Regions from separate parts of the Homo sapiens genome. Here region 1 is linked to region 2. A link is a loop called in an ENCODE intact Hi-C map of the cell type or tissue named here. Cell type or tissue: PC-9. All regions are shown on one strand. Each heading gives the region's core, and the rest is flanking DNA. Links, peaks and the distances in the headings are about the cores only.

Evidence for each region. A loop is a pair of places that touch in the nucleus more often than their neighbours do. Peaks named below come from ENCODE experiments on the same cell type or tissue, not always from the same donor. Only the 100,000 strongest peaks of a DNase experiment are listed, where the experiment ranks them.
Region 1: it touches region 2 in a loop (19-fold over the local background); 2 of 110 quality-filtered maps call a loop at or near these places.

What each region holds. Positions count from the first base shown.
Region 1 is chr3:90,002,235-90,018,096 of GRCh38, reverse strand. No RefSeq gene overlaps it. Among named protein-coding and RNA genes, the nearest start is that of EPHA3, 900 kb to the right of the region's middle. In PC-9, for the core only: no CTCF peak of the experiment used is centred there; a DNase peak (open chromatin) is centred at 7,556.
Region 2 is chr3:90,083,118-90,098,979 of GRCh38, reverse strand. No RefSeq gene overlaps it. Among named protein-coding and RNA genes, the nearest start is that of EPHA3, 980 kb to the right of the region's middle. RefSeq lists enhancers at 14,400-15,275, 15,276-15,862. In PC-9, for the core only: CTCF peaks have their summits at 5,583, 5,789 (motif pointing right) and 7,204; no DNase peak of the experiment used is centred there.

The sequences.
Region 1 (15,862 bases), core at 4,047-12,046, 81 kb after region 2:
CGTATGATATAATCACATGGTTCTTGTAAGAAAAAAAAATGATGAGAACATGGAAGCAGAGAGATTGGAAGATGTGATGCTTTTCGCTTTGAAGATGGAGAAAGGAGACATGAACCATGGAATGTAAGGACTGCCTCCCTAGAAGCTAGAAAAGGCAAGGAAATGGATTATCCTCTAGAGCCTCCACAGGGAGTATGGCCCTGATAACACCTTGCTTTTGGCCTAGTAACAGATTTCTCTCTTTCAAATCTATAAGAGAATAAATCTGGATTGTCTTAAGTCACTAGGTTTGTGGTAATTTGTTATAGCAACATTAGGAAACTGACAGAGGTACCTATTTCTATATATATATAGTGGAAAATGCTGAAAGGATTAAGACATCTACATAAAATGAAAAATAAAATAAAGCTTATAGCAGATATTTTTGGAAAATAAATCTTTGAACTTAGGCTGGGAAATGAGTTTTAACTAAGACTTCTAAAACAAAATTCTAAGCAAAACAAAATATACTTAACTACATCTAAATATTATTGAATAGACAGTTTATGGAGGAACTATTTACAAAGTCTGAACAGAGTTGAAGGGGTTAAAATATGCTATTCTGGCACACTGGCTATTTAAAATAGCCAATGTAAAAACACTGGAAAAACAGGAGGTGCAAGAAGATCACTTTGACCATTGTGCTGTTTCTAAAAAGCAGAATATGAACTTGCCATATGAAAGACACTATCCCCTGTACTAGAAGGCAAGGCAATATCCTTATCTTGAAGGACAAGAAGTCAAAACCAAGAAAATAGTGTACAGACCTTGTTAGAATAACTGTCATCTTTTAAGCCTCCCCACATAATTTAGCCACATTTTCAAACTTTACTATTCTTTGTCCAATTCACGATATATATATATATATATATATACACACACACATATATACACACACACATATGTGTATATGTATATGTGTGTGTGTATATATATGTATATAAAACTCTAAATGGTTATTTGGGTCTTCATTTATTTATGAGGACTCCTATGCTATGTAAAACTTATACTATGCTTTTCTCCTGTTAATCTGTGTTATGCCTATTTAATTCTTGGAGCTGGACAGGACCCTAAAAAGGTGGAGGTGGAGATTTCCCACCCCTACGGAGTCAAGTGACAAAAGTTAATAAAGTACTCGGGGCTAACAACAGTGACTAGCCTTCATCACCCATAGGCCTGAATGGTTCTCAGAAGCAAATTAAAACTGCAGCTGTGGCCTTGCAAAAGGATGCAGCTACTGCCAAGTCATGATTTGGAAGGGAAGAATTTGGGAGAATACCTGTTTCCTTCCTGTTTTCTTCATCTCTCTCTTCTCCTGTTTTCCTATCTCATGATGGTGTTTCCTATTGTATATTTCCAGGTATTCCAGAGGATACCTGGAAACCAGAGAGCTGGAGAGGCTGGTTGGGGCAGTCCGTGAAGGCCAGCTTCATGAGTCACAAAGCAGGTGTGGAAAAGTGACAGTTGATCTGCAGGGTCATAAATAGAACGTTCAGCACAATCAATATTATTATTTTATTCAAAAAATATACCTTAGAAAAATAACACAAGTGGAAATTTTAAAAACTATTTCAAAGTCAAAAATTAGTAAGTGATGACACCCCTAGAAACAGCAAAATAAGGAAATCTGAAAGCCTCTTGTGCATAAAAATAACACTGGTTAAAAAAATGATCACTCAACTTCTTCAGAACTTTGGAAATAAAGTAAAGGCTTGGAATAATGTGAGGAATATTTACTGAAGAGTGACTGAATTGCAGAAGGAGCAATAAACGTGACATTTCACTTGCTGTGTACTCCCACCCGCTTCTCCCCAGCTCTGCAGTGGCCTTGAAAACCAACAGTTTCATGATGTTAGTCATCATGAAAACCAGTTGCCAAGCAGTCACTGGAGACAGCAGAAGAATGTAAAGCTTCCCTAAAAAGCCCATCCCCAGGGAATTGTCATTACGGGATCTATCTGGCTGTTTTCTGCAAATCCCCACTTGCATGGCTTGTTTTTATTTAACCTGATCAGAACTGACTCACTGTGAATGGCTTTCTCCCTGAGGCATTTGTGAAAACAATCATTGGAAATTTTGTGTTTTTCTATTGGTACATAACATTTGTACATATTTACATGGCTTTTTTTTTTTTTTAACGTTGAAGCTGCCTGAGGTGGTGATAACAGTTGGAACCAACAACAAGCTGACCAAACAGCTGAAAAGGAAGCAAGAGGCTGAGCCTAAAATAAAAGTTGGAAAGGAATTAAAAAGAAAGAAAGAAAGAAAGAAAACACTGGGAACTAAAAAAGCCATAGAGGGGCTTTGAAAACTTTCTAAAATAATCTGAGAAATTTAGAAGGCTGCACACATGAGCAGAGCTGTATGTATGCCCAAGAAAGACCTAAGAAATCTCTGATTTCTCTTCTTTGACTAACCTTGAAGTTCTGTGCAAGCAGGAAGTAAAGGCTAAAGGAGAATTTTAAACTGCCAAGCAGTTCACTTAAGGTATACCACAACACACAAACTAGCTCCTTGGTGAAATCTGGGAGGTTTATTGCTTTGAGGCATTTAAACTTCAGTGGCTACATACGACAAAAAGTTCATACAACAAAAATAACAATTTTACAAAAGTAGTTCTAGAAAGTCTCTAAAGAAACAAACAGCAATCAGCAGCAGCAACAAACAGCAACTCTACCACCCTGGAGGGTGAATACGTTATATTATTTAAAGGTCTAGATTTCAACAAAGCATCGCAAGAAATGCAAGAAACAAGAAATTATGGCCCTTGTACAGGGCAGGGAGAAAACACAGTAGAAACTGTCCCTGGGAAAGCCTTGGAGTTAAACACTGGAGTTACCAGAAAAATATTGATAGCAGCTATTTTGAATATGTTCAAAAAACTAAAGGGAACTATAGGTAAAGAACTGGAGGAATGTATGAGAATATTTCACCCAATAAAGAACCACCATGGCAAGTGTATACCTATGTAACAAACCTGCACATTCTACACATGTACCCCAGAACTGAAAGTATAATTTAAAAAAGTGGGATTATTATATTTTTATTGTAAAATAATTAGCAAATTAAAATTTTATATGTTAAAAAAAGAGTTTCAATAAAGAGATAGAAATTATTTTTTAAAAACATGTACAAAAATTCTGGAGTTGAAATATACTATAACTGAAATGAAAATTTCACAAGAGGGCTCGACAGTAGATTTGAGCTAGTAGAAGAAAGAATTGGCAAACTTCAAGATAGGCCAATTGAAATTATCTAGTCTGAAGAATAGAAAGAAACAAGAATGAAGAAAAATGAGTAGAGCCCTAGAGACCTGAGGAGCAGCTTAAGCTGGTTATGCTCCTCCACCGAGGCCACTGCTCTCCAGGTGTAGACTTTGGCACGGCTCTTTTTTTTTAGGTTTTAGCAACCATGATCCGCATTTATTTTTTTGAACCTAGAGGTCCAAGGAGCTCTGCTGCTTCTAACCCTGGGTAACAAAATAACCTTTGTGGTTTCCCTAAGCCCTATCCACATCTTTTAAAAATTGTTCATTTGTAAATATTCTCCTTCAAATTGTCTTAGTTGAGTAATAATTACACACGTTTATTACAGCAGACAAATGAAGACCACCTAATTGTGCTATTTAATTGCAAGAAAAAAATGAATGAGATGTATTTAGAACAACAGTCCTCCTATACCTAACAAACATAGGGTTGAATGAAATAAAAAGACATACAATAAAACTGTTAGTACCTCAAATTGATATTTTATGTACATGTAAAACTCATAGTATTCTACTACTTTTTCTTTCCTTTTTATTTTTATAAATAGAGATTGGGTGTCACTATGTTGTCCAGCTGGTCATGAACTCTGGCCTCCAGCAATCCTCCTGTTTCACCTCCTAAAGTGCTGGGATTATAAGTGTGAGCCACTGTGCCCAGCCTACTTTTTCAAAGACATGTAGATATTCCATGACATGCTATCATGGGTACTCATTGAAAAAAGAAGGCAGTGGAAATAATATCAAGAATGAAGGGAAGAATAAAATTATACATGTGAGGAACCTTCATGGACAAATAGACTCTGTCATGAGCTAAGGAGTTTGACTAATTGAACTCACTCATGGATGTCCAGAAAAAGGCAAATACACAAACATAAAATTCATGGTTTGAGTCAAGTAATCTCTGGAATCTTTTAGGTTTTGAAGTTATTTTCAAATATAATTATGGATTTAAGATTTCTCAAGATGAAACTGGGCAATCCCATTTTCTAAAATGGCAGATTGGTGATGAATCTGCCTACGATTACACCCATTCAACACCAAAGTGAAGAATTCTGCCTAATGGAAGTTGTCATTTTGACCATTTAGGAGAGGATGAGCAATGAGGTCGTCGGCTGGACAGGTGCTTCCTATGGATTGAGTGTTAGAGTAGAACTGTGGGAAGTGGTAACTAGGAGACTTTTATGGACAGAATGAAGATACAGATGGATCCATAGATAAAGTCAACCTCAAGAATGGGCATTACACATTTTTGCTCTTGAATTGTCTGTATATATATTTTAAAGCTGCACTATATTTTTCCTAATGCTACGTATCAATGTATTGTTATATTAAATCACACCAAGTTGCACCTCAATTACAATAATCATATTAAAATGGTAGATACTTTTGTTTTTGAGTAGTCCAAATTAACAAAAATGAGGGAAGCCATTGATCATTGTTGGAGAAGATAAGAAAGGGGTTACGTTTGATTATCAGAATAAGAGAGGTTTTGAGAAGATAGTGAGGAAAGAAAAATGCCAGGTGTCACCCTATCTAAAAATAAGTGATAACTATTTACTTTGATTAACATTTCATGTGGCTGGCAATCAAACCCAAATAATTTAGATGTGGGAGAATGTGGGCTGTGTAAGATATACTTGACTTGACAAGTGTGGGAAGGGGATTTGGCAGAAAGATTCTAAAGATAGAGAACAGATAATTTTTTAAAAGAAAACTATTTTGCTTATGACATTGATTTAACTCATAAAAGTAGAAATTGTTTTTAATGCTAGCTGTCTCTTCATTTGGGACTATTTTAAATTCTTATGTGAATGATGATGATTTATGTTTAATTATCACATCGCTAACTTTTAAAAGCAGTTCTATAGTCTTAATTAATTATTTTGAGTAGGCAATCATATTCTAAGAAAACAACCAGAGGTCGGGTGCAGTGGCTCACGCCTGTAATCCCAGCATTCTGAGAGGCCAAGGTGGGTGGATCACCTGAGGTCAGGAGTTCGAGACCAGCCTGGCCAACATGGTGAAACCCCATCTCTACTAAAAATACAAAAAATTAGCCGAGTGTAGTGGCTTGCACCTGTAATCCCAGCTACTCAGGAGGCTGAGGTAGGAGAATCGCTTGAAACTGGGAGGCAGAGGTTGCAGTGATCCAAGATCGTGCCAGTGCACCCCAGCCTGGGCAACAGAGCAAGATTCGGTCTCCAAAAAAAAAAAAAAAAAAAAAAAGGGAAAGAAAACAATAAACTACAAGTAGCATAAGAATATCTTCCTTTTGGATGTCTTCAAAGATGGGACCTATGCACATAGTTGCCATAGTATGTGATTGAGATTAAATGAAATAAGCTATGTTTACTCTGTGGAACAAAAGAGGCCAGCTGGATTCCTGCAGAGCCAGTCCCTTGGTGCCAGAGAGAATCTTTACCAGGTCCAGTTAATCTCTTGCACCATCGATGAGACCTTAGAGGTAGCTGTGTAGATGTTGAATTGGAATTTTAGCTATTGTCATTCTAGAAAAGGGAATTAATCATTTACAGATAAGGTAAAAAGGAAAGAGAAATGTATTCTCTTACACAACATGGGTTTGAACTGTGTGGGTTCACTTTTATGCAGATTTTCTTCCACCTCTGCCATTGCTGAGACAGCAAGACCATCCCCTTCTCTTCCTCCTACTCCTTAACCTGCTCAGTGGGAAGACAATGAGGATGAAGACCTTTATGATGATCCACTCCCACTTAATGAATAATAAGTATATTTCTCTTCCTTGTGATTTTCTTAACTTTTTTTCGGCTTACAATATTGTAAGAATACAGTATATATTACATATAACAAACAAAATATATGTTTACCAACCACTTGTGTTATCATAAGGCTTCTCGTCAACAGTAGGCTATTAGCAGTTAAGATTTTGGGGAGTCAAAATTAATGTGGAGTTTTGACTGCACCAGAGGCTGGTTCCCCTAGCCCCTGCACTGTTCAAGGGTCAACTGTATTGAGAAAACAGTTTGAAGTCCAACTTGCCAGTTACACAATTGGCAGTCGGAAATACTATACAACACTTTCAAGATTCTGGAAGTCACAGTCTTTGGTAGCACATTTGTTTCACATGTATGCTCCAGCACCCAAATCGTAATTGTAAAGATGTCTATTGTTTTGCTGTATTTTCCCAGACAGTTATTATTTGTGTTCAACTGTGCACGAAGCAGGCCTCCTGATTGACTTAAGTTTCAGGGTGAAACAGAAAAGCAGGTGGGAGCAATGCCATGATTCTGCAAACTTTCAGAATATTGCAGCTTCCCCCCTTATCTCTGAGCAGGGAAATGCTTTCTGAAGTGAGCCGAACATTCACCAGACCTCTGTGTTACTTTGAAGTGCTTGCTTTTCCCAGCAGTTCTGACCGATCTTTAGGGGGAAGTGGAATTCTCTGAGCTGGGTGCCTCATGGACCATTGAGAGTGGCTGGTGTACAGCTGGTTTTAAGAAGGCAGAAACTTTCTCTTCTGAAGATTTAAATGCTTTGCAGGTCTGTAATGAAAGCAACACAGACCGTTGGCTGATTGCCTGACTTCTCTGCTTTCCTGAAAATTCAGCTCATGTGAGAGACAAGAGGGACACTAACTTACGTGGTGTGGACTTCCATCCGGAATATCACACTGGATGATGCCCTCATCATTGTCTTGAATATTTACTGCCCGTCAACTAGAAGAATAGGAACATTTAGTTATCACTTAGCTGTGGATGTTACCAATAAAAAAGCCACAAAATTGTCTGACTATTCTACATAAGGCCAAGGGAATATTTTCTCTAAATCCTTTCACAGTTTTAATTTTGAATAAAACAGAGTATGTATATTTTGTAATCAGCATTTTGTAAATTATATTTCTAAATGATGATAGGTACATCAAAATAGAATTTGGAGTCCAAAGTTCTAGTTATGTGTGAATGGTAGGGAAATTCTCTTCTAAAGTATGTATGGTCACTGCATTACAGAGCTCTTTATAATTAGCCCTTAATTATAAGAGAATTGACAGCAGTATTTCTCTAACTGGAATAGATAGTTTACTTGATTATGATGATTAGAGGACACTTTTGTCTATTGTTAGCTACAGGACTTTTGGCAAAAGTCTGATCATGCCATTCTTCTGCTCAGAACTCTCCAATAACTTCCCATATTACTCAGAGTTTAAGTCATTGAATTACTATTAGCCACAACGCCCTACATGATAAGTTCCACTGTTCTTCCACCCACCTCACCCCTCTTATTGCTTATATTACATGCCACTTGGCTCACTGCATTCCAGACATACTGATCTCTGTTGTTCCTCTAGAGGAACAGAACGTTTACGCTTGCAGTTTCCTATGCCTGGAAAACTTTCATCTTCCTAAAAATTTCATGGCTTACTTTCTCATTTCCTTTAGTCCTTTCTCACATATGCCACCTGTGATACTTCTCCCACTGTCCTGTCTAAAGTTGCATCCCCCTCTATGCAGTACTTTTAATAAACAGAATATATATTTTATACATTGTTTATTGTCTATCTTCTTATTGGAATGTAATCTTCATGAAGGAAGATATTTTAGTCTCTTTTGTTCAGTACTGTCACTCAGGTAACTAGAAAAATATCAAGTATGTAGTAATCACTCAATAAATATTTGTTCAAAAGTAAACGGTAGCTGACATTTATTGCATGCTTCTTCTATGCTACATACTCTTTTAACTACTTTATATGTGTGTGATTTGCTAGTCACAATGGTTCTGCCTTTCTTCATTTCACTGAAAATAAAACTGAAAAGGGCTTTGAGTAACTTCAAGATTATATTACTGGGAAGCAGTAGAGAAGAATTTAAATTCTGATTGCCCTAATCTTACAGATCAAACTCTGAGCAATTTCACTCTATTAACTATAACAGTAATGTACCTACCCGGAACCTATATTTTACTATGATTTGAAGAGAGGGGATTTATTTTTTTTTCCCTTCAGTTAATTTTTGAAAGATTTCTTTTATCATGACTCAAGCAAAATTTATTTTGGGTGTGAATAATTGCAAATGTCATTTAGTATTTGCCTTAACAGCAGAATATATGAACATTTTGAAACCCATAAGATTGCAGATATCATAAAACCAATGAAATTAATGCCTTCAGAGTGACAGGAAAAAATACTTCTGAATAACAACATTATGTATATCTCTTAGTTTTATTTCTAGCAGTAGTTATAGAATATTTATTTATAAATAAATTATTTTCTATTTTTAAAGACAGAAATAGTTACTTTGTAAGAGGTGGTTATACTTATCAGGATCATTCATGTTGTACTTTTAGAATGCAGTTGAGAAAATTAAGGCCCATGGATGGTGACCCTTAAGCTGTAATAACTTAGTAAAAATAGGAAAAGGGCCCTTGACAAATACACATGTTATTTATTGACTGATAAAGTATCCATTTTCTCCTTTAAACTGAAGTGTGTTGTTTATGTTGGTTTTCCTGCAAACAAGAAATGAAAAAATACATTTAAATTATAAATTAATTTTTTTTTGTTTCAGAGAAAGTAAAATATGTATGTTGTTTAAAATATGCTTAGCCATAATTTAGATAATTCTTTTATGCATTTTAGTAATTTTCATTTTTCCTTACATAAGCAAATGAAATATTCACCTTTGCACACTGGGCAAAATAAAAGCATAAGTATTTCTGATTTGTTTTACTAAACATAGATTGAGTAAACTAAGTTCTAAAAACTTTTTCTTTTTCCCAAATAGCTTTCAGAAAACACACTATGGGAGCATGAATAAATGCCTTACATTTTCATAGTCACATTAAAATTACTATATTAGTTAAACTTCCTCCATTTTACCCCGCTCCTTGACACCAAATGATATGACATATAATAATGTACACTTGTCTCTACCCTGTTTTGTGCTCAGAATTGGATTAATTTAGAGGATACTGAATGGACACAGTTTCTAATAAGAGGATGCTCCTCCATTGCATTGCCATCTATGACACAACAGGCATTATTTCAACCTGCTCCGTGTGTCTAGTGGAAACACAACCTGGTTTTTGGAGAAGGAGATGGAAATTGGAGAAAAAGAGGGAAAAGAAGGGAAGAACAAGAAGAGAAAGTGACTTCAGGAAATTTACCATGTGAAAGGGGGTCACTTCACATCTTTGGCAGATTACATGGAAATATGCTGGCCCTGTTAGAGCAGCCACTAGCTACACGGAAGCAGTTTTGCTCCAGTAACCAGAGTAGTGTGCAATTGGGGTACACTTCTCAAAACAGAATAAATGAGACTCCTTTTAACATATGATTAGAAGGTACTTTCCTTAGCAAGATGGAAAGAATTGTCATCTCAATGTTTAAGGCAATATATACTGGTGGCATAACTCATTTCATCTGTAACTTTTGAGCATCTGTCTAATGGGAAGTAATGCATTGAGTTTGTTACTTGGCACATGAACAGTCCTAATCATGCATGCTCTGCTGATTTAGTCTTCATTTCTCCCACTCATTTCTGAAATAGGGAGGCAAAGGACTAGACTGTAGTCTTACTACCTGACTTTCACTTCACAAACACCAGCTCCCCCCTCCCTACCTGCCTCTGTAAATTGATCTTACACTAATTTCTCTGTAGATCATGTAACTTGCCCTTCATATACACAGAGGCTTGCTGTTTGCTTCTTAATTTGTAATCAGGCTTCCTTGTTACTTTATTTTTCTTCCTGGATCCTATCTTGACTTAGTTCCTGTCTTGTGTAAACTCGATGGGGAAGCGTTGGTGAGATGTTAATTTGGGAAACATGGCTTGCAATCTGTGGCGCAACAAGAACAGCTGGTGCTGCTGCTGTTTAGTTTTTCTTGGCAGATGGACATAGTTTTCTACAGAAATGTTACATTTGCCAGCTCTCTCTCTCTCCTATACCACTCCAGCACCAAGGCTTAATACTTTATTGCATTCCCCTAAATACATGGCCCAGAGCCTCCTGTGCAGCCTTTATTCTAGGCTTCATACTCAGTAGCCCTCTGACTGGCCATTTGACCACAGTGAGAAGTAGATTTGGTTATACTTAGGCAGCTTAAAGTATACATTAAGTAAATACTGTTCCATATCCTCAATACTTTTATGTCAATACTTACATGTGTTTGCCTACTTATTTATTAAAAATAAGCTTTAGTGAGTTGTAACCTCTATATCATAAAATTGACCAATTTTAAGTGTACAAATTGATGAGGTTTGAATCACTGTGTAATTATGATATTAAACTATTTTCATCACTTCCAAAACTTCTTGCACCCCTTTGCAATAAATCCCCACTCGTTACTTCCAGCTTCCAGTAACCACTGTGCTTTCTGTCATTATAATTTGCTATTTTTTTAAGAATGTCATTTACTGTGTGGCTTCTTTCATTTAGCTTGATGATTTTGAATCTGTCCATGTTCTTGTGTATATCATTAATACGTTCCTTTTTATTGCTGAGTTTAACCATTCTCTGGTTGATGGACATGTAGGTTGTTCCAGTTTTTATCAATAATGAATAAAGCTGCCATAAACAGCCCTCAGGGACAAGTCTTTGTAGGGACATATGGTTTCTTTTTCTGGCAAATGACTAAGAGTGACATTAGTGGGTTTTATGATAAATGTTGGTTTAATTTGATAAGAAAGTGTTACCCTGTTTTTCAAGTTGATATACCATTTCACATTTTCTTGCAATGCATGTGAGTTCCAGTTGCTCTATATCTTCATTGGCACTTGTCAGTCTTTTCAAATTTTTACCATTCTAATGGGCGTGTAGTGGTATCTTGTATTATGCATTTTTTTATTGACTAATGATATTGAACATATTTTTGTCCACTTATTTACTATATATTTGAAATTTTTTATTTAAATATTTTATTTATGTTCTATTGAGTAATTTGTGTTATCATTAGAAGTTCTTTATATTTTCTGTATACCAGATATATGTTATGTATATATTTTTCCTAGTATGTGGCTTGCCTTTTATTTTCTTAACAGTGTCTTTGAAAGACACAAAAAGATTCATTTTGATATTTCATCAATATTTTAGTTTATGATTAGTGCTTTTTGTGTCCTACCTAACATATCTTTGCTAACCTAAGGTTACAAAAATTTTGTTCTGCTATCTTCTAGAAATTTTATAGTTTTAGGTTTTCATTTAGGTTTACGATCCATCTGCTTTTAGCTAATATTTTATATGGTGTGTGGTAAAATTTGGGGTTTATTATTTGCATTTGGATGTTAAAGTATTCCAGCACCATTTGGTGAACCCAGTCCCTGCTACCTCCAGATGCTCAGAAGTGGAAATCTTCTCCAAAGTATGGCTTTGCTTGAGAAAGCTATAGAAGAAACTGACAATCATTTCCAAAAGAATTTTTAAAAACTGCTTTAGTGGAGGGATCCTAGATATAGTTGGTGTGATATAGCTCTAATTTAATATGAGTATATTTACAAAAAAGATAATTTTGATATACTGAACACTCATGACTTCCCATTTACAATAATCACAAATGAAAGTCAAAGTCCTTAGTTATTGTAGATCTCTGAATTGTTAGTTTTAGAAAACATGGTCAACATACTTATTGGGTTTTTCGTATTGATTTCTCTTTAAATTTTTCAAATAAGCATATTGTGAATTTAGACATAGCTTCAAAAAATGCTAACTGCCTTTTTTTATTTATAGGGGCTTCTCCGAATACATTTTCATAAGTACTTATCAGACCAGGAACTCCCACTCATTCGAATAACAATGTAATCATTGGCTCTTCAGGCATAGAAATACTTTCAGTCTTTGTCCAGATGGAAGCAATTTTATTACGAGAATTACTTTGGTTGCTCAATTCATTTGATATGGAAAATAATGATAAGAGTATCTATATTTTCTGTAACCATGAAATGAGTCCATCATCTACTTTCATGTTATGCATTTGTATCTTGTCATTATTACAAATGTCTTTTCACTTTGTTTCAGTTGTAGATTATTTATATATTAAATTGATACATTAAGCATTCTGCTTTCTGTTGCACTTTCAAAATCTGACTTGTCACCATCTTAAAGTGGGCAAACTCTGTGCACACACCACAATAATAAGATGACCTATTCTTGAGCCCTGTAGATTGACCAGACAAGGGGTATAATAGCTGAATACACAAATTTAGTTCTGTTCCTTAAATAACTACAGGGTATCATGCACCTGGGGAGTTCATGTAAGTCTTTCTTGTGTTGTTGAGATACAATACACGCTAAATCTATTTTTAATTCTGCCTTATGCAGCCTCACAGTGAGACTTCACACATGCAAATGAGAGTTTGTGGGGGGAAAAGCCTCGTTAAAAAATCTGTTAGTTTAATTTAAGCAGCATTGTGATGTGAGAGCCAATTTTGCATTTTAATGCCAAATTGACCAAATCATTACTCTAATTTATGTCAAATTCTTCTTTGCATTAGGAGGTAAGATTTAAATGATTTTAAACATATACTGTACTTCGGCCAGGCGCAGTGGCTCACGCCTGTAATCCCAGCACTTTGGGAGGCCGAGACGGGTGGATCACGAGGTCAGGAGATCGAGACCATCCTGGCTAACACGGTGAAACCCCGTCTCTACTAAAAATACAAAAATTAGCCGGGCATGGTGGCGCGTGCCTGTAGTCCCAGCTACACGGGAGGCTGAGGCAGGAGAATGGCGTGAACCCGGGAGGCAGAGCTTGCAGTGAGTCGAGATCGCGCCACTGCACTCCAGCCTGGGCTACAGAGCAAAACAGCAAAACTCCGTCCCAAAAAAAAAAGAAAAAAAAAAAAAAAAAAAAACATATACTGTACTTCAAACAGTGCCTGGCACATCATAAGTGCTCAGTGAATGTTATTGTCATCTTCAGTGAAGGGAGGAAGAAAACCACACATTTATGTTTTAAGGTTGCCTAATAAAGAGAAGCTATATGATACCTGGAATAGTTTGGAGAGTGTGTAACACAAATTATTAGAGTACTCGTACTAGTTAGTTACTACCTAGAAAGGAAAAGATAGCCAAGAACACAAAACCAAAAATATTTTAGTGAATATATAATGTCTGATATTTGTACAATTTGTACTTAACAAAATGGTTCCACCTGATTCTGTAAATTTAAAAATTACTCATTAGATTACGCTAACAGATTTGTAAGAATGTGGATCTCTTATTAAATTGTCTTTTTTCTTTTATGCTTAGTAACAGACTAGTTGGTATAGTGTCTAGAACGATTTATTTTCTTTTTCCTCTTTTTACGGTATGAAACCTCTTTCCATTAGCAAACTCATTTCCTGTGGCTTGAGTGGGACTGCCTCCACCTACTCTCCTTAAATTGGGTGCATATAAGAAATGGTCAATGGCTGATGAGGATATCCTATTTCCTCTGACAACAGTTGCCTGTTCATTTGGCATATTAATTACACTTACTCAAAAATACGTGCAATTTGATCTTTTCTTGTACTTCATGAGGTATGCAGTGATCACTTGCTATTTCTAGAAAAGTAGAGTTTGCTGGCTTATGTCCTTCTGTGATGACTAAATAATAAGTGGACAGTGTCTCAAACCATAGGAAGAAAAGTTATTCTACTCAAAAAGTGACAAAATGATTGATGACTGTGTTTTTAAAGCACAGACAGGGTGAGGATTTCAGACACACCATTGAACCATTCTTCCCTGATATTACTTCCTAGTTATAGTGCTGTGTTCTATATACTCACCGCTCTATTCTATTCTTTACTGTTGGGAACTTAAACAATATCCCTCACAGTATCATTTTCCTGTTCCAGGTAGTTCTCAAATTGAAGGCTAGTCTTAAACTAGCACTTTTTTTGCTCTTAATGTCCCCACTCCATTTCTGATAAAACAATAAAACTGATTCTAAATTTTATCTGGTGGAGATTCTTATATGCCAAGTTAAGTTAAAGCATGTGTACGTGTGTGTGTGTATGTGTGTGCATGTGTGTGTGTGTGCAGGTACCCAGATGATGGTGAATGCCTGTGAAAAATGAAGTAGTAGAAGATCTAAGCTATGCCCAAGGGCAATAAGACTGGATGCAGCATAAAAATAAAATGAAAGGACTAAACACTGGAGACTGGTGACAAGAGGATTGTTTCAGAAAGGACAAAAGTGGGCCCGGGTGCAGTGGCTCATGCCTGTAATCCCAGCACTTTGGGAGGTCAAGGCTGGCAGATCACTAGGTCAAGAGATTGGGACCATCCTGACCAACATGGTGAAACCCCATCTCTACTAAAAATACAAACATTGGCTGGGCATGGTGGTGTGTGCCTGTAGTCCCAGCTACTTGGGAGGTTGAGGAAGGAGAATTGCTTGAACCTGGGAGGCGGAGGTTGCAGTGAGCCGAGATCACACCCTTGCACTCCAGCCTGACGACAGAGCAAGACTGTCTGGAAAAAAAAAAAAAAAAGGACAAAATTGAAAAACATTTTAAAATTTAGAGATGAAATGTCTAAAATGCTTAGTGGGACTGAGTCCAGATTTCCTAGATAGTGTAATGCAGTACCTTTTATATTTCCTATGTTGATTAATAAGTTATGATTATTACAAGCAGAAAAAATTGAATAATGACTTTGATTTCAGACTTCACAGAGTAGATTTTATGTACTTTTACTAGCTCTACTCATATTTTTGACAATTAAAATATATAAATATATCTTGAAGGTGGAAAACTTGATTTTGAATTAAAGAACTGATAAATTTGGTTACTGACAGAACATAGTAGGGTGATAGTGGTGCAGAAGGCATTTCTACCTGAAATTTCTAATAGGAATTGTTTCAAAGTTTGTGGAATGGTTGCAGAGAGCAATAGATTGAGAAAATAGATTTCTTGAATAAATAGATTTTAAATACATAGATTTTAAATGCATACATTTCATTTTCCTAAGTAAATTTCTTAAATAGACTTTCTATTTATTTAAAATATTTCTAGTGTGATGTATTAGTCCGTTTTCACACTGTTGTAAAGAATACTACCTGAGACTGGGTAATTTATAAGGAAAAGAGGTTTAATTGACTCACAGTTCTATACGGCTGGGGAGGCCTTAGGAAACTTACAATCATGGTAGAATGGTAAGCCAGCACATCTTACATGGTGGCAGGTGAGAGAAGAGTGAGGAGCAAAGGGGGAAGAGCCCCATATAAAAACCATCAGATCTCATGAGAACTCACTCACTATCATGAGAATAGGAAACTGCCCCCACAATCCAATCACCTCACACCAGGTCCTACCCTCCACACATGGGGATTATGGGGATTAAAATTAGGATGAGATTTCGGTGGGGACACATTAGTGATATTGGCTCTCTAGATCTTAGTTTCTTCTTTAAAATGAATGTGATGAACGAGAACACTCTAAGCCTTACGAAGTGTCAGTATTTTGTGCTTCTGTGTGACTGCTAAATATTATAGCTCCTCTTGCTATTTTTCTGGGCCCTATGTTTTTGTTGCATTGCTTAAATTCTTGTATTTTTATGTGAATTTGGAGGATGACAAACTGACACAAGACACTGTGCTTATACACA
Region 2 (15,862 bases), core at 3,458-11,457:
ATTGGTTAAACCTTGTAGTATAGTTTGAAGTCAGGTAGCATGATGCCTCCAGCTTTGTGCTTTTGGCTTAGGCTTGTCTTGGCAATGTGGGCTCTTTTTTGGTTCCACATGAACTTTAAAATAGTTTTTTCCAATTCTGTGAAGAAAGTCATTGGTAGCTTGATGGGGATGGCATTGAATCTATAAATTGCCTTAGGCAGTATGGCCATTTTCATGATATTGATTCTTTTTATCTATGAGCATGGAATATTCTTCCATTTGTTTGTAACCTCTTTTATTTCATTGAGCAGTTGTTTGTAGTTCTCCTTGAAGAGGTCCTTGACGTCCCTTATAAGTTGGATTCCTAGGTATTTTATTCTCTTCGAAGCAATTGTGAATGGGATTTCATTCATGATTTGGCTCTCTGTTTGTCTGTTATTGGTGTATAGGAATGCTTGTGATTTTTCACATTGATTTTGTATCCTGAGACTTGGCTGAAGTTGCTTGTCAACTTAAGGAGATTTTGGGCTGAGATGATGGGGTTTTCTAAATATAAAATCATGTCATCTACAAACAGGGAAATTTGACTTCCTCTTTTCCTAATTGAATGTCCCTTATTTCTTTCTCTTGCCTGATTGACCTGGCCATAATTTCCAACACTATGTTGAATAGGAGTGGTGAGAGAGGGCATCCCTGTGTTGTGCCAGTTTTCAAAGGGAATGCTTCCAGTTTTTGCCCATTCAGTATGATACTGACTACAAGTCTCCAGTAACCAAAACAGCATGGTACTGGTACCAAAACAGAGATACATACCAACGGAACAGAACAGAAGCCTCAGAAATAACACCTCACATCTACAACCATCTGATCTTTGACAAATCTGACAAAAACAACAAATGGGGAAAGGATTCCCTATTTAATAAATGGTGCTGGGAAAACTGGCTAGCCATATGCAGAAAACAGAAATTGGACCCCTTTCTTACATCTTATACAAAGATCAACTCAAGATGGATCAAAGACTTAAATGTAAAACCTAGGACCATAAAAATCCTACAATAAAACCTGGGCAATACCATTCAGGACATAGGCATGGGAAAAGACTTCATGTCTAAAACACCAAAAGCAATGACAACAAAAGCCAAAATTGACAAATGGGATCTAATTAAACTAAAGAGCTTCTGCACAGCAAAAGAAGCTATCATCAGAGTGAACAGGCAACCTACAGAATGGGAGAAAATTTTTGCAAGCTACTCATCCAGAATCTACAAAGAACTCAAACAAATTTACAAGAAAAAAGCAACCCCATCCAAAAGTGGGCAAAGGATATGAATAGACACTTTTCAAAAGAAGACATTTATGCAGCCAAGAGACACATGACAAAATGCTCATCATCACTGGTCATCAGAAATGCAAATCGAAACTACAATGAGATACCATCTCACACCAGTTAGAGTGTCGATCATTGAAAAGTCAGGAAACAACAGGTGCTGGAGAGGATGTGGAGAAATAGGAATGCTTTTACACTGTTGGTGGGAGTGTAAACTAGTTCAACCATTGTGGAAGACAGTGTCGCAATTCCTCAAGGTTCTAGAACTAGAAATACCATTTGACCCAGCGATCCCATTACTAGGTATATACCCAAAGGTTTATAAATCATGCTGCTATAAAGACACATGCACACGTATGTTTATTGTTGCACTATTCACATTAGCAAAGACTTGGAACCAACCCAAATGTCCAATAATGATAGACTGGATTAAGAAAATGTGGCACATACACACCATGTAATACTTACGCAGCCATAAAAAAGGATGAGTTCATTTCCTTTGCATGGACATGGATGAAGCTAGAAACTATTATTCTCAGCAAACTGTCGCAAGGACAGAAAACCAAATACCACATGTTCTCACTCATAGATGAGAACTGAACAATGAGAACACTTGGACTCAGGGGGGGGAACATCACACACCGGGCCTGTCATAGGGTGGGGAGCTGGGGGAGGGATAGCATTAGAAATACCTAATGTAAATGATGAGTTAATGGGTGCAGCAAACCAACATGGCACATGTATACCTATGTATCAAATCTGCACATTGTGCACATGTACCCTAGAACTTAAAGTATAATAGTAATAAAAAATTGGTTAAACCATACTAATCACTAGTATCTTTGTCTCCAAGAATCACTGATGAATTACACATGAAATTAAAGCATATATTTATTAAGTAGTTTAAAAAATGTATTGTGCTGAGTATTGGTGAAGAGGAAATAAAGGATGGAAGTAAACTTATTGGTTCTTTTCATGACCCAAAGCTTGAAGTTCTATGGAGATAACCAGAAAAATTCCTCAGGCAAACCCAAATTTCCCCTTTTCAGTGGAAAAGCAGGTATAACAGTCTTATGTCAACCCAATTCACCTGTGCAAGTTTGCTGGCTCTTCCTGAATCCTCTCTTCTTTTTTGTTTAGTACATCCCATTAACTTTCTCATTCCACTAGGTGGTACTGGATTCATTAGTGCCTTGCTGTGTCATCTTGGTTGTCACCTGATTTTGAAGTGCTTTCTCCTAAATGTATAGAATATTAACTCTGTGTATGTCCTACCTATGATGTGAGTGGCAGAGAGTAGATAAAACATATCAAATTCTTGGAGACTAGGTTTTAGTATCATTATTGAGGTAGCATTATTTGATAGGTCATCCAGCTTAAACAGAGAGTTGACTACTGCAGATTTTTCCATGTGTTAGCAACCTACTTGGAATGATTGAGATGACATTTATGTTTGACTGACTTGTAGAGTCTGGCCTTAGGGACTGTTTTGAAAAGAGTTTGCTTAATTGAAATTTCTGTGTTATGATTTCCCATGTCGAAGCAACTAAGTTCACATTCATTGGTAGTTGTTGAGTTTAGAAAAAACAAAATGTTTGAGTCCTTACAGTATACATGTGACTGTGAACATCAGTCTGCCAAAAAAGCTCTGAGCAGCATGAAACACAGACCCTGACTTGTGCAGGAAAAACTGCCAGACAGAAAGAGAATTATTTGAAATATCAGGGTTTTATGCATTGGTTCTTTTTGCCTTAAGGGAAAGAAGCGGATGTAAAGACATCTGGAAAGCTTTCATATAGTGAGATTTTACTTATCTACCTCTGGGTAGATAGTTTTAATTTCCAAACTCTTTAACTGTAAGGGGAATACATTTGCTCATCACTCTATGGTGTATTGTAGGAAAGAGAGAGGGCAAGACCTATTACAAATAACAGCCCAATGTGACTGTGTCTTCCACATGCTGAAATTAAAGATTTTTTTTTAACTGGAGAACATAAGGGTACCTAAGAGACTTATTTACGTAGTAGTGGATATTAAACTTAAGCCCTTTGTCCATTCTGTAGTGTGAATTGGAGAACATTTTCTGTTTTTCCATCTGCATCTGTTTGCTGTGATAGATCATTGACATTACTTCAATACAAATAAATAATATATGTTTTTAAAATACAACAAGGAAAATAAAGGATTGCAGTGGGACTTGCAATTAGGACATGTGATATAATAGTTCCTCTTCCTTTTAACTCTTCACTGTTATTTTTTTTGTATCTGAGTATTTTACTTTTGTGCTAATTTGAGAATTTGTGCTTGTTTTTTTTGTGTGTGTAACTCTTCTTTGATTGATAATATCAAACTTTACAATTTTTGCAAATGAGTTACAGATTCATTTGTAGAAATGTGTGTGCTGAGAACTACTGGACTAGACCAGAGGTTTTCAAAACACTGGTATAAGAAGTAAAGATCAGAAAGTCTGAGAAAAAAATTTCTCTGATGAACAGACATTGTAAGAAAGAAGCTTCAGTTGTTGAGTGCACACCTTGCATGCTGGCTTCTGTTGTTTATGGGAAGAATTCCTAACAAAACTGGAAAAAATCAGAAAATATATGCATGGAATTTTAACAAGATAGATTTTGAAGTGCTTTTGAAGATAAGAGTTATTTAGGAATAATACAGATGGCTAAAAAAGAAAAAAAAATCTCAAGGTGAACTTTAACTTAGTACAAGTGGCCTGGAAATGATAGTGTGTTATAAACTGTATTCTGGAAATATACATCTGAAACAAGTTTCCTACTTTCCAAGCCCTTACAAACTTCAGTCATTCTACCTAGAATTATGACTAGTCATTCCGTAATTATATGCAAAAAAATAAAATAGAATACGGAACTGCTAAGCCTTATAGCTTGAGTTTCTAAAATGATCTGGGCTGTTTTAATAGAATGTTAAAATATTTATTGCCATGAATAAGCATCTGTTGGTTTGACCTCTCTAAAGTTTTTCTAAAGGAAAAACTTCTCTCTCTCTTCTTGGCTATTGGTTTTCTTTAGTTATTGAGCATTTTAGTTGTAGAGGAGGAGGAGAAACTTCAAAGATATTTCTCTGCCAGGATATCAACAGCTTAAAAGAAGCTACATTGTTTACAAATTTCTTGATGGATTGGTCTCAAGAAATCCCGAGTTTACGGAATTGTTTCAAGTTAAAACTGCTATTGTGAAAACGGTTTGCATACTTTAATTAATTTCTTTTGATTTTAATTTTCAGTAGTGTGAACTTTATACAATTATGACTCCTTTACTATTTATATGAACTGCAGTGCTTTGTAGTATCTATTCCTCATGGAGGAACAATTTACAGATGGCCTATATATTGTGATTTGCTGTAATGGTATCTTTTTCTTTAATATAGGACTAGCAATAACTGTTTTAAGAAGTAGATAAGAATATGCAACAAGAAAGTTTTTAGGCACCACACCCTGCTTTGGCTGATTATCTGCTCCTGCCTCCTTACAGGTAATTTAGACTTATTTTGTGTGGATGGCAGAAAAGCAAAAGATAGAAATAGTTCTCTCTGAGAAGCAAAAAGGAAAACAGTGTCTGACATATAGGAGCTCTTTCAATTTCTCCTTTGGAGGCCAAGAGAGAAAAGAAGAAAGAACATAGGAGGAAAGAGAAAATACACATGAGATCTCTTACTTCACCAACGTAGGTGACTTTTGATTCCATACTCCTTAATTGTAATAAGAATTATCTTAATTAATTATGTTCTGTATTGTTGGAGGAGAAAAGGTCATTCACATCTAGTTTTATATGTATAAGACAATTTACATATTCTTTTCTCATCTGTCCCTAAACTTAAGCATAATTTTGAATTTTATATGTAATTTTTGTTTTATGTTAAAAAGAAGCAAATAATACATATGAAATAAATTGCTTTTTATTTTAACTGGCATTGTCAATTTTATTCTGAATTAGTCAACACATTAATGATATATCTTTTAATATCATTACTTGGAAACTTACAAATTACTTGTGGAAAGTATTTCAGAATTATAGGTGAAATTATTTTGTGGCATACTGAAATAAATTTTGAAAATTGAAAAAAATCTTTGTTATAAGTCATTTGCAACCCTATATGAAGATTGAAAAATACTGCCTTATAGATACGCAGAGGTGGTGACAAGCAGAGGTGACATAGAATAGCATATATCTATCTAGTCATTTAAAGGAGATAGTTTCATTGATTCTAGGTAGATTTGTTCTTCTGTTAAATTGTTTTTTCTTTCCATATAAATGTTGTAGATTATGTTTGTTTAGTTTCTAGAAAGGACAATAATGGCTGCAAATCTCACTTAGATTGTTTATGTTTTGGAAGCCACATTTTGAAGAGGGGTGATCTATCTCATTTTTAAAAACAGTCTTGTTTGTTCTCCCTGCAGCAATCAGTTTATATCACTAGGGGTCAGTCTACATGAACAGATGTCCATATATATCATGGTTTTAGGACAGTGTTATCTCATTTCATGTAGTGTTTTTTCATTTGGGGATATGGACACTTACATAGTAATATACAGCTTCTTGCAGCTTGAATTTTCTAGCTATACTCTTGACAGGACATTTCTCCATGGATTTCCGTATGTAGTTCAAACTGTTCTTTTCCCTTAGCTGCCTGATTTCTTTGTCTGATGTCAGTTGAGAGCCTTCATCTAATTTAATATGCAGGAACAAAAGAATGGCTGATAGCAACGACAGGATCATGGTCAGGGTGTTTTCAAAGCCTTTGTGAATGGACTGAAGGTGACAATTGCTCCCGGAATGACTGGATTTGGGGTATGTCTGACACGTATAGAGGAGGGTGACATTGCAACTATGATGCCGTATCTAACTGCTGGTTTCTATTATTTTCTTTCATGTTCCCTCTGCCTCCTGGAAGACATGGAAGTCTATCTTCACCATGCACCGTTAAGTTTTTCTTGGGCAGGTATGGCATCTTAACCGTCCTTATTTTTACAGTACTTAGCACAATGTTTGGTGTATAGTCGGTAGTGATCATGTTTTCTTAATTGAACTGAACTTGGTAAATGCTAGTATGCCAGAATGACCTACTACATAGTTACTTTTATTGGCAGATAAATGTTACACATTAATGGATATGCCCATGTAACAATGGCCAAAAATAGAACGACCCACTCTACTTTTTCTTTATAAGGATGGAAAAGAATGTACATAGTTTATAAGTAATTGGAATAATTTGGAGCTCATATATAGCCAATAATTGTTCTAAGAAGAATGCCTTCTAATCATTATTATTATTTTTTGGCTTATGGTAACAGAAATTTATTTCTTACGTTCTAGAGGCTGGAAATTCCAATATCAGTTTGCTAGCATCTTTGGGTTCTAGTGAGGGCCTTCTTTCTCCATAGACAGAAGTGTCTCACTGCAGTCTCACACGAATGCCTTCTAATTTTTAGGCAAAACTCAGAGAAATATTCTCATGTCTTAAACTAGAAAAGGCATTCCTGTTAGCTTAGAAACAATAGGTAGTTTTCTGAATACAAGTCTTTTCTGTTTGTTCTCATTAATGTTAAGTTTAACACTACATTGGTCATGTTAGAAAATTAGTTTAAAATCATAGAATCCAGCTTTAGGAATTGGAAAGAACTTATTATTTATTTAGCTCACATCATTGTGTTTGTAGAAAACCTTTTCACTTTTCAACAGAATGAGCATGAGAGTTTTTTGAAGGCCTATGGCTTTAGTAATTATACTTAATGATATCTTACATGCATAAATTATTATATATATAAAATATACTGTACTAAATTATACACTATATTAGACTGTGATCAAAGATGAGATTCAATTTGTGACCACTGGGAGTCACTGTGTAGCTGTCACAGCTAGGAAGGCCCCCACACCATCCACACAAGCTTGCTGGGCTACTGGGGAGATAACACGCTCTTCTCTTTCTCCCAACCTCTGGCATTTATCCATTTGCCAACTGGTAGTTATTAAGTACCCACAGAAAGCTGGGTGCTGTGTTAAATGAGGAAACACAGTGAGAACAAGCTGCCTATGTAGCTAGCCACGCCCACCATCAAAGCTCTTTAAAACTCCTTTATGACTTGGTTTCAATATTCTGGTACATTTATTTATGAAAAATTGTCTTTCCTGCTAGAGATCTTTAAGAGATACATATGTGTTTTTATTTTATCTTGTAATTGTTTATCATATTGGCCAGTATATAATAAATCCTTAAGACATATTTGTTGAGTGACTAGATGCTATGCCAGTTATTTCCTCTAGTTCTTGGATTTGGTTGCTATTTCTTCTTAATTGCATTACCACTTAGTTATTGCAACTTACCCTGCATCTTTATCCTCTAATGATGTTGTAATATGAAATAGAAATAGGTGAACAATTTTCTTTCATGTCAATTGTTTTTCCTCCTTTATTCTGCCATAACAATTTAGGGGTCTTATTTATATCACATCAAAAATGAATGACATCAGTTATCAGTGACAACAATAACAGCCTCACTTCTGTAAGTGGGGACTAGAATTGAACAATGTATACAAAAATGTGTGTGGTATTTGAAAACAGCATTAGTTATTGGAAAGAGAAATAAGTTCATAAGAGGGAAATTTACATTTTAGTTTCATATCTTTCATGGATGAATAATTTCAGTATAAAGGATTGTGTTACTGCTCACTGCTTCCCTTTCTCTATTTGTAAAATCCATTTAATGCCTATTAAATGCCAGATAGAGACCAGGCTATATACTAGGTGTTGCGGAGAGTACAAAGATAATTTAACAGAGCATAATGCCTTATGGTGCTGACTGTACAGTGTAAAAGAAATAAATAAAACTGAACTTTTAAGGCAGTATTTAAGTGCCAAATAGGTGGAAGAGACTATAGAAATTTAGATATGTGATTCCATGTAGCTTAGATCTGTCATGATTGCCTTTGGAAGAAGTCGATTTTGCTTTTGGCTTTAAAGTATCAAGACACTCCATTTGCTGGAATAGAGAGCAGGGGGCATTTTGGGGAGAGTTGTTCAGGGATGTCTTGGCAATAATGAGTACACCTTATGCCTGAGGAGAAGAACATGTATAGGAGAAAGTACAGAAAAGTTTTAAAGAAGTGATGAGTTTATTTAATAAAAATCTTGAATATATTTTTAATCATGAGTTTAGGGACCATAACGGATTATGCTTAAAATTGGGTTTTGAAGGTCACTCCTTATTTGATATCCTACTCCTCTTGCTGGAACAATTGGTTCTTAGTAGGTACTGCATCTAGAGTTACTGTGTTCAGTAGCTTTTTCCTGAGGTACTAATGATACAAATCTAAATATTGCCAGAGGTCTCGATTTTCTTGCAAAAGTGTTGCATGTCATCCAAAGAGCCACTGCCTTTGAGTGGGTACCTCTGGAACATTCGAGATCTGAAAATAACCCACTGTTTGGTCACCTAATTTGTTACAAAGAGAGCGAAGAGCTCCAAGTCTTATCCTGGATTTTCAGCTTCCCCTTCGGCTTCTATCAAAAAAATGTTCTCCAGGAAAACTTTCTGCCAGACGAACCACCACAGATGCTGAGCTTGTATGATAAAACACTGGGGTGCTTGAGGATAAACTGATGGCAGGAAAAGTTGCTTGTTGAATTAATTCATTTAGATTTACATCTCTCTTGTAACTATTAACTAGCAATGTGCACTTCAGGTAAAAATACAATTCTACTCCTTTTCTATTTACATTCTTCTTACCTTCCCTCCTTCAAAGGACTGACAATTCAGGGGAACAACACTTAATTCCTGTAACTGAGAATAAACATTTGTTCCCATAACTGCAGAAAGACTTCTGTTCCTGTTAATGCCAATGGATTTTTAGTCCCATTAAGGGAAATAGCTCTTTATTTTCATTAATGTTGTAGAATGAGACGGCTGGAAGCTCACAGGTAATAAAGACCAGATAAACCGATTCAAAGAAGAAAACCATAAAGAAAACAATTGATTCATGGTAATGATTTTTTGCTTGTCCAAAAAGTTTCTATAATTATTTTTTCTCCCATGGAAGTGATACTGAAGAAACTTATAGAAAATGTATGTGTGTGTGTGTGCGCGTGTTTGTGTTTGTCTGATTTTAGGCTGTTTATTTTATGAATTACTTTACATACTCTGATCTCTTGTTTAAAAAGCACATTGTTAAAGCTACAAAAGGAGATCAATCACACCTTTTAAGTAACAACTAGAAGGTAAATAGAGTGTACAAAAACATCTTACTTTTCATTCAAAGGACTGATAAGAAACTGCTAATCCTATGTGTATCTCAGGCTTGTAGTATAATTGGGGAAAAAATTCTCAACAGGTATATATTACTTAATTCAATAGGTATTTGTACGGATGTTTCTATTTATTTTGGAAAAATAATATCAATAAATAAATTGTAATAAATTGGTCCCTAAGTAATTTCATGCAAATGTATTTAAAAAATTATTATGTGATTGTACCGAAATAGTTCCTTATGAAAAAGATAGCAGGAATTTTTTTGGTTTATTAACTTTTTAAATATTACAAATAACCTTTACATATATAAAATATAAATGATATTTAGTAAGCCTGGATTTTTCATGTATCAGGTTCTCTTAAAATTGGTCAAATAGGCAAATTTGTTTTATTTGGTATGGGGAATCTCTTTTATTTGTTTTGAGGCACCTATAGCTTTTCTTTAAAATGTTGCCAAAAATCATATTTATTGGTGAGCTTGGCCTATTGAACTACAAGAACAGAGTAGATATACTAGATATAAAAGCCATTAAAACAAATTAAAATTAAACAATTTGGTCAGTCATGAGCTGAATTTTTTTTAAAACACAGTTATTTGCAAGAATTTTCACTTTAAATATAAGTTGTGGATGGTATGAGGCCAAAACTCTGTAAAATATAGCTACAATACACAATACAAAAAATCAAATGGGCCGGGTGCGGTGGCTCACGCCTGTAATCCCAGCACTTTGGGAGGCAGAGGTGGGCGGATCACTAGGTCAGGAGTTTGTGACCAGCCTGGTCAAATGGTGAAACCCTGTCTGTACTAAAAATACAAAAATTAGCTGGGCGTGCTGGTGGGCGCCTGTAATCCCAGCTACTGGGGAGACTGAGGCAGGAGAATTGTTTGAACCCAGGAGGCTGAGGTTGCAGTGAGCTGAGGTCCTGCCATTGCACTCCAGCCTGGGCAACACGGTGAGACTCCGTCTCAAAAAATAAATAAATAAAATTAAATTAAAAAATCAGATGAACAAATTTGACAAATCTGTGAAGTTATTAAGTACAAAAAAAAGGATGGTGAAAATACCTAAGGTATTTTACTTTCTATTCTCCAAAATCCCTCATGGGTTGGGCGGGCTGGCTCATGCATGTAATCCCAGCACTTTGGGAGGCCAAGGAGGGCAGATCACCTGAAGTCAGGAGTTTGAGACCAGCCTGGCCAACATGGTGAAACTCCATCTCTACTGAAAATACAAAAATTAGCCAGGCATGGTGATGCGTGCCTGGAATCCCAGCTACTTAGGAGGCTGAGACAGAAGAATCCCTTAAACCAAGAGGTGGAGGTTGCAGTGAGCCGAGATCGCACCAGTGAATTCTAGCCTGGGTGACAGAGTGAGACTCTGTTACAAAAAAAAAAAAAAGAAAGAAAAAATCCCTTACTGAGTATGTATTATAATTTATCTTTGTATTTCAAATCTACCTCTGCCTGCACACCCATCTGTCATCAGGGTCTAGCACTGGCTGGCAGTAAATCTTATTGTGTGAAAGGAATAATTCAATGAGCAAAACAGTGGTATAAGTGTAAACTGAGCTCATATATTGCCATTTGGTCTTGGAGCAGAAGAAAAATCATTTTATAAATAAATAGTCATTTGTCTCCAAATATTCCTTAGATAAATAGAGTGGTAATTTTCAGGTTATATCCCACTGAGAGCATAAATAAATTTCTCTTTTAAAAATACATTTTTTCTACCAAGCAGTGAAAAAAAAATACTTTAGGAAAAAACAAAACAAAACTAAGAAATAAAGTTAAAAAGAGCTTTAGAAATTATTGTACTGGTCAATTATAATAATAACAAATAATAAGAAATAGAGTTAAAAGAAGCTTATAAATTATTGTACTGGTCATTAATAATAATAATTAATAATAATGGCCAGTACATTTTCTTCAACATATAGATGGGGAAACTGAGCTACGCAGAGAGGTAAACACATTTGTCAACTTTCTTCTTTTATTCTGGAAAACATTTTCCTCATGCATAAAAGTAGCGTGTAGCATAGAACTCTGCTGTTCAATGTGGTAACCATGAGCCATGACAAAGCACTTCAAATTTGGCTATTGACACACGTCGAAATGATATTTTGGGTATATTGAGCTAAATAAAAATAATTTAAAAATGGATTTGACTTATTTATTTTTACCTTTTAAAACTGCTTACTAAGAGATTTGAAATTACACATGTGGCTCACCTTATATATTTTTGGACAGTGCTGGCAGTCCATAAACCCTGTAGAATAGTAGGTACCAATACCCACTTCAACAGTCATCATGGGTCACCTTGTTTCATTAATACCGTATGTACTTTAGCACTGCCCATGGTCATGCAGATAATTAGTCCCAGATTTGGCATGAACACCTGGTTCTTGGCTATTGTTCTTTTTACTACTATTAATTGAAGCATTTTGTGTGTGTGTGTGTGTGTGCATGCCAGTTTTACACCTCCTAATTATTTAACCCTATATTTCTTAGTTTTACTGATTTTAACAGCTTAATAATGTATTTATTTATGTTTATTTATTCATTTTCTTTGTTGTTTATTTTAATTTTATTGATAAAAATTTTTAGATTAAATTCTCCAATTTACTTTTACTAAGTACAGTGGATTCATTTGTAGATAGTTGCTCATTTTCACGCGTGGCTATGTGAAGAGACCACCAAACAGGCTTTGTGTGAGCAACAAGGCTGTTTATTTCACCTGGGTGCAGGCGGGCTGAGTCCGAAAAGAGTCAGCAAAGGGAGATAGGGGTGAGGCCATTTTATAAGATTTGGGTAGGTAAAGGAAAATTACAGTCACAGGGGGTTGTTCTCTGGCGGGCAGGGGCGGGGAGGGGGTCACAAGGTGCTCAGCAGGGGAGCTTTTGAGCCAGGATGAGCCAGGAGAAGGAATTTCACAAGATAATGTCATCAGTTAAGGCAGGAACCAGCCATCTGGATATGTATGTGCAGGTCACGGGGGATATGATGGCTTAGCTTGAGCTCAGAGGCCTGACATTCCTGTCTTCTTATAATTAATAAGAAAAATAAAACGAAATAGTGGTAAAGTGTTGGGACGGCGAAAAATTTTTGGGTGTGGTATGGAGAGATAATGGACGTTGTTTCTCAGGGTTGCTTCGAGGGGTATTAGGGGCGGTGTGGGAACCTAGAGTGGGAAAGATTAAGCTGAAGGAAGATTTTGTGGTAAGGGATGATATTGTGGGGTTGTTAGAAGAAATATTTGTCATGTAGAATTATTGCTGATGGCCTGGATACGGTTTTGTATGAACTGAAAAACTAAACGGAATAAGAGAAGGAGAAAAACAGGTATTAAAGGACTAAGAATTGGGAGGACTTAGGACATCTAATTAGAGAGTGCTGAAGGAGGTTCAGCATAGCCTTGCAAGCAAATATTATTTATTTACTTTAAGAGTTAAGAGTGGCGGTTTGGGGATAGCAGCAGGAGATATCAGCTGTGATGGCTTGGAGAAACAGTGTAAACCGGCAGTGTAAACAAGAGCAGGGCATGTATGAGTAGTTGAGAATGGTGAATAGGAGTATGATTAGACAGAAAATAGTAGGGATGACAAGTTTTGGGGCACAGTCCAAGTTGATCTGGTGTCTGGGATGAGACTGGGGCCTAATAAAAAGAGCATCTATACAGGAGATCAAATGGGCTCCTGTTCACCTTGTAGCATTCTGAGAACAGGCCTGAATTCTTAGAGGGGAAAGTGGTAAAAGTATTCTCTAGTCCTTTTTAAGTTGGTGGCTGAGCTTGGTAAGGTGTGTTTTTAAAAGACTATTAGTCCGTTCTACCTTTCCTGAAGACTGAGGACTGTAAGGGATATACAAGTTTCACTGAATACTAAGAGCCTGAAAAAATGCTTGGCTGATTTGACTAATAAAGGCTGGTCTGCTATCAGACTGTGTAGAGGTGGGAAGGCCAAACAAAGGAATTATGTCTGGCAGAAGGGAAGAAATGACCATGGTGGCCTTCTTAGACTTTGTGGGAAAGGCCTCTATTTATCCAGTGAAACTGTCTACTTAGACTAGGAGGTATTTTAGTTTCCTGACTTGGGGCATGTTGAGTAAAGTCAATTTGCCAGTCCTGGGTGGGGGCAAATCCTTGAGCTTGATGTGTAGGGAAGGGAGGGGGCCTGAATAATCCTTGAGAAGTAGTAGAATAGCAGATGGAACACTGATAAGTTATTTCTTTGAGGATAGATTTCTACGATGGAAAGGAAATGAGAGGTTCTAAGAGGTGGGCTAGTGGCTTGTACTATAGCATAGCCTGCCTTTGCTAGTGAGTGGCTATTAGGCCTGGTGGAACTGCCATCAATAAACTAAATGTGATCAGTGTGAGGAACAGGAAATAAGGAAATATGGGGAAATGGGGTGAACATCAGGTGGATCACAGAGATACAGTCACGAGGGTCAGGTGTGGTATCCAGAATAATGTGGGAGGCCAGATTGAAGTCCGTGCTGGGAACAATGGTAATCGTGGGAGACTCAACAAAGAGTGAGTACAGCTGAAGGAGCTGGGAAGCAGAAAGTATATGCATCAGGTATGAGGAAGAAAATAGATTTTGGAAGTTATGAGAACTGTAGAGAGTGAGTTGAGCATAGTTTGTGATTTTTAGGGCTTCTAAAACTATTAAAGCAGTGGCAGCCACTGCATGCAGACATGAGGGCTAGGCTAAAGCAGTAAGGTAAAGTTGTTTGGACAGAAAGGCTACAGGGTGTGGTCTCAGTTCTTGTGTAAGAATTCTGACTGCACTAACCATGCCTAGGAAGGAAAGGAGTTGTTTTGTAGAAGGGATTGAGGTTTGGGAGATTAGTCTAACACGATCAGCAGGGAGAGCACCTGTGTTTTTATGAGAATTATGCTGAGATAGGTAACAGATGAGGATGAAATATGGGCTTGACTGAAGTAATGGGGGCTGTCTGTGAAGCCTTGTGGCAGTACAGCCTAGGTAATTTGCAGAGCCTGATGGGTGTCAGGGTTAGTCCAAGTGAAAGTGAAGAGAGGCTGTGGTGAAGGGTGCAAAGGAATAGTAAAGAAAGCATGTTTGAGATCCAGAACAGAATAATGGATTGTAAAGGGAGGTATTGAGGATAAGAGAGTATATGGGCTTGGCGCTATGGAGTGGATAGGCAAAACAATTTAGTTGATAAGGCGCAGATCCTGAACTAACCTGTGAGACTTGTCCAGTTTTTGGACAGGTAAAATGGGGGAATTTTAAGGAGAGTTTACAGGCTTTAAAAGGCCATGCTGTAACAGGCAAGTGATAACAGGCTTTAATCTTTTTAAAGTGTGCTGCAGGATGGGATATTGGCATTGAGCGGGGTAAGGGTGTTAGGTTTTAATGAGATGGTAAGGGGTGCATGATTGGTCGCCAAGGAGGGAGTAGAGGTATTCCATACTTCTGGGTTAAGGTAGGGGGATACAAGAGGAGGATGGAAAGGAGGCTTTGGATTGGGAAGAAGGGCGGCGATGAGATGTGGCTGCAGTCCAGGAATAGTGAGGGAAGCAGATAATTTAGTTAAAGTGTCTCAGCTGAATAAGGGGACTGGGCAGGTGGGGATAACTAAAAAGGAGGGCTTAAAAAAGTATTGCCTAAGTTGGCACCAGAGTTGGAGAGTTTTAAGAGGTTTAGAAGCCTGGCCGTCAGTACCTACAACAGTTATGGAGGCAAGGGAAACAGGCCTTTGAAAAGAAGGTAATGTGGAGTGGGTAGTCTCCATATTGATTAAGAAGGGGACGGACTTACCGTCCACTGTGAGAGTTACTCACAGCATCCGTGATGGTCCTGTAGGCTTCCGAGGTGATCGGGCAATGTCAGTCTTCAGCTGCTAAGCCGAGAAGATCTGGGAAGGAGTCAGTCAGAGAGCCTTGGGCCAGAGTTCCAGGGGCTCTGGGAGTGGCTGCCAGGTGAGTTGAACAGTCCGATTTCCAGTGGGGTCTGAATCATGGCACCAAATTTCATGCACATCCCTGTGAAGAAACCACCAAACAGGCTTTGTGTGAGCAACAAGGCTGTTTATTTCACCTGGGTGCAGGCGGGCTGAGTCCGAAAAGAGAGTCAGCAAAGGGAGATAGGGGTGAGGCCGTTTTATAAGATTTGGGTAGGTAAAGGAAAATTACAGTCAAAGGGGGTTGTTCTCTGGCGGGCAGGAGTGGGTGGGGGTGTCACAAGGTGCTCAGCAGGGGAGCTTTTGAGCCAGGATGAGCCAGGAGAAGGAATTTCACAAGATAATGTCATCAG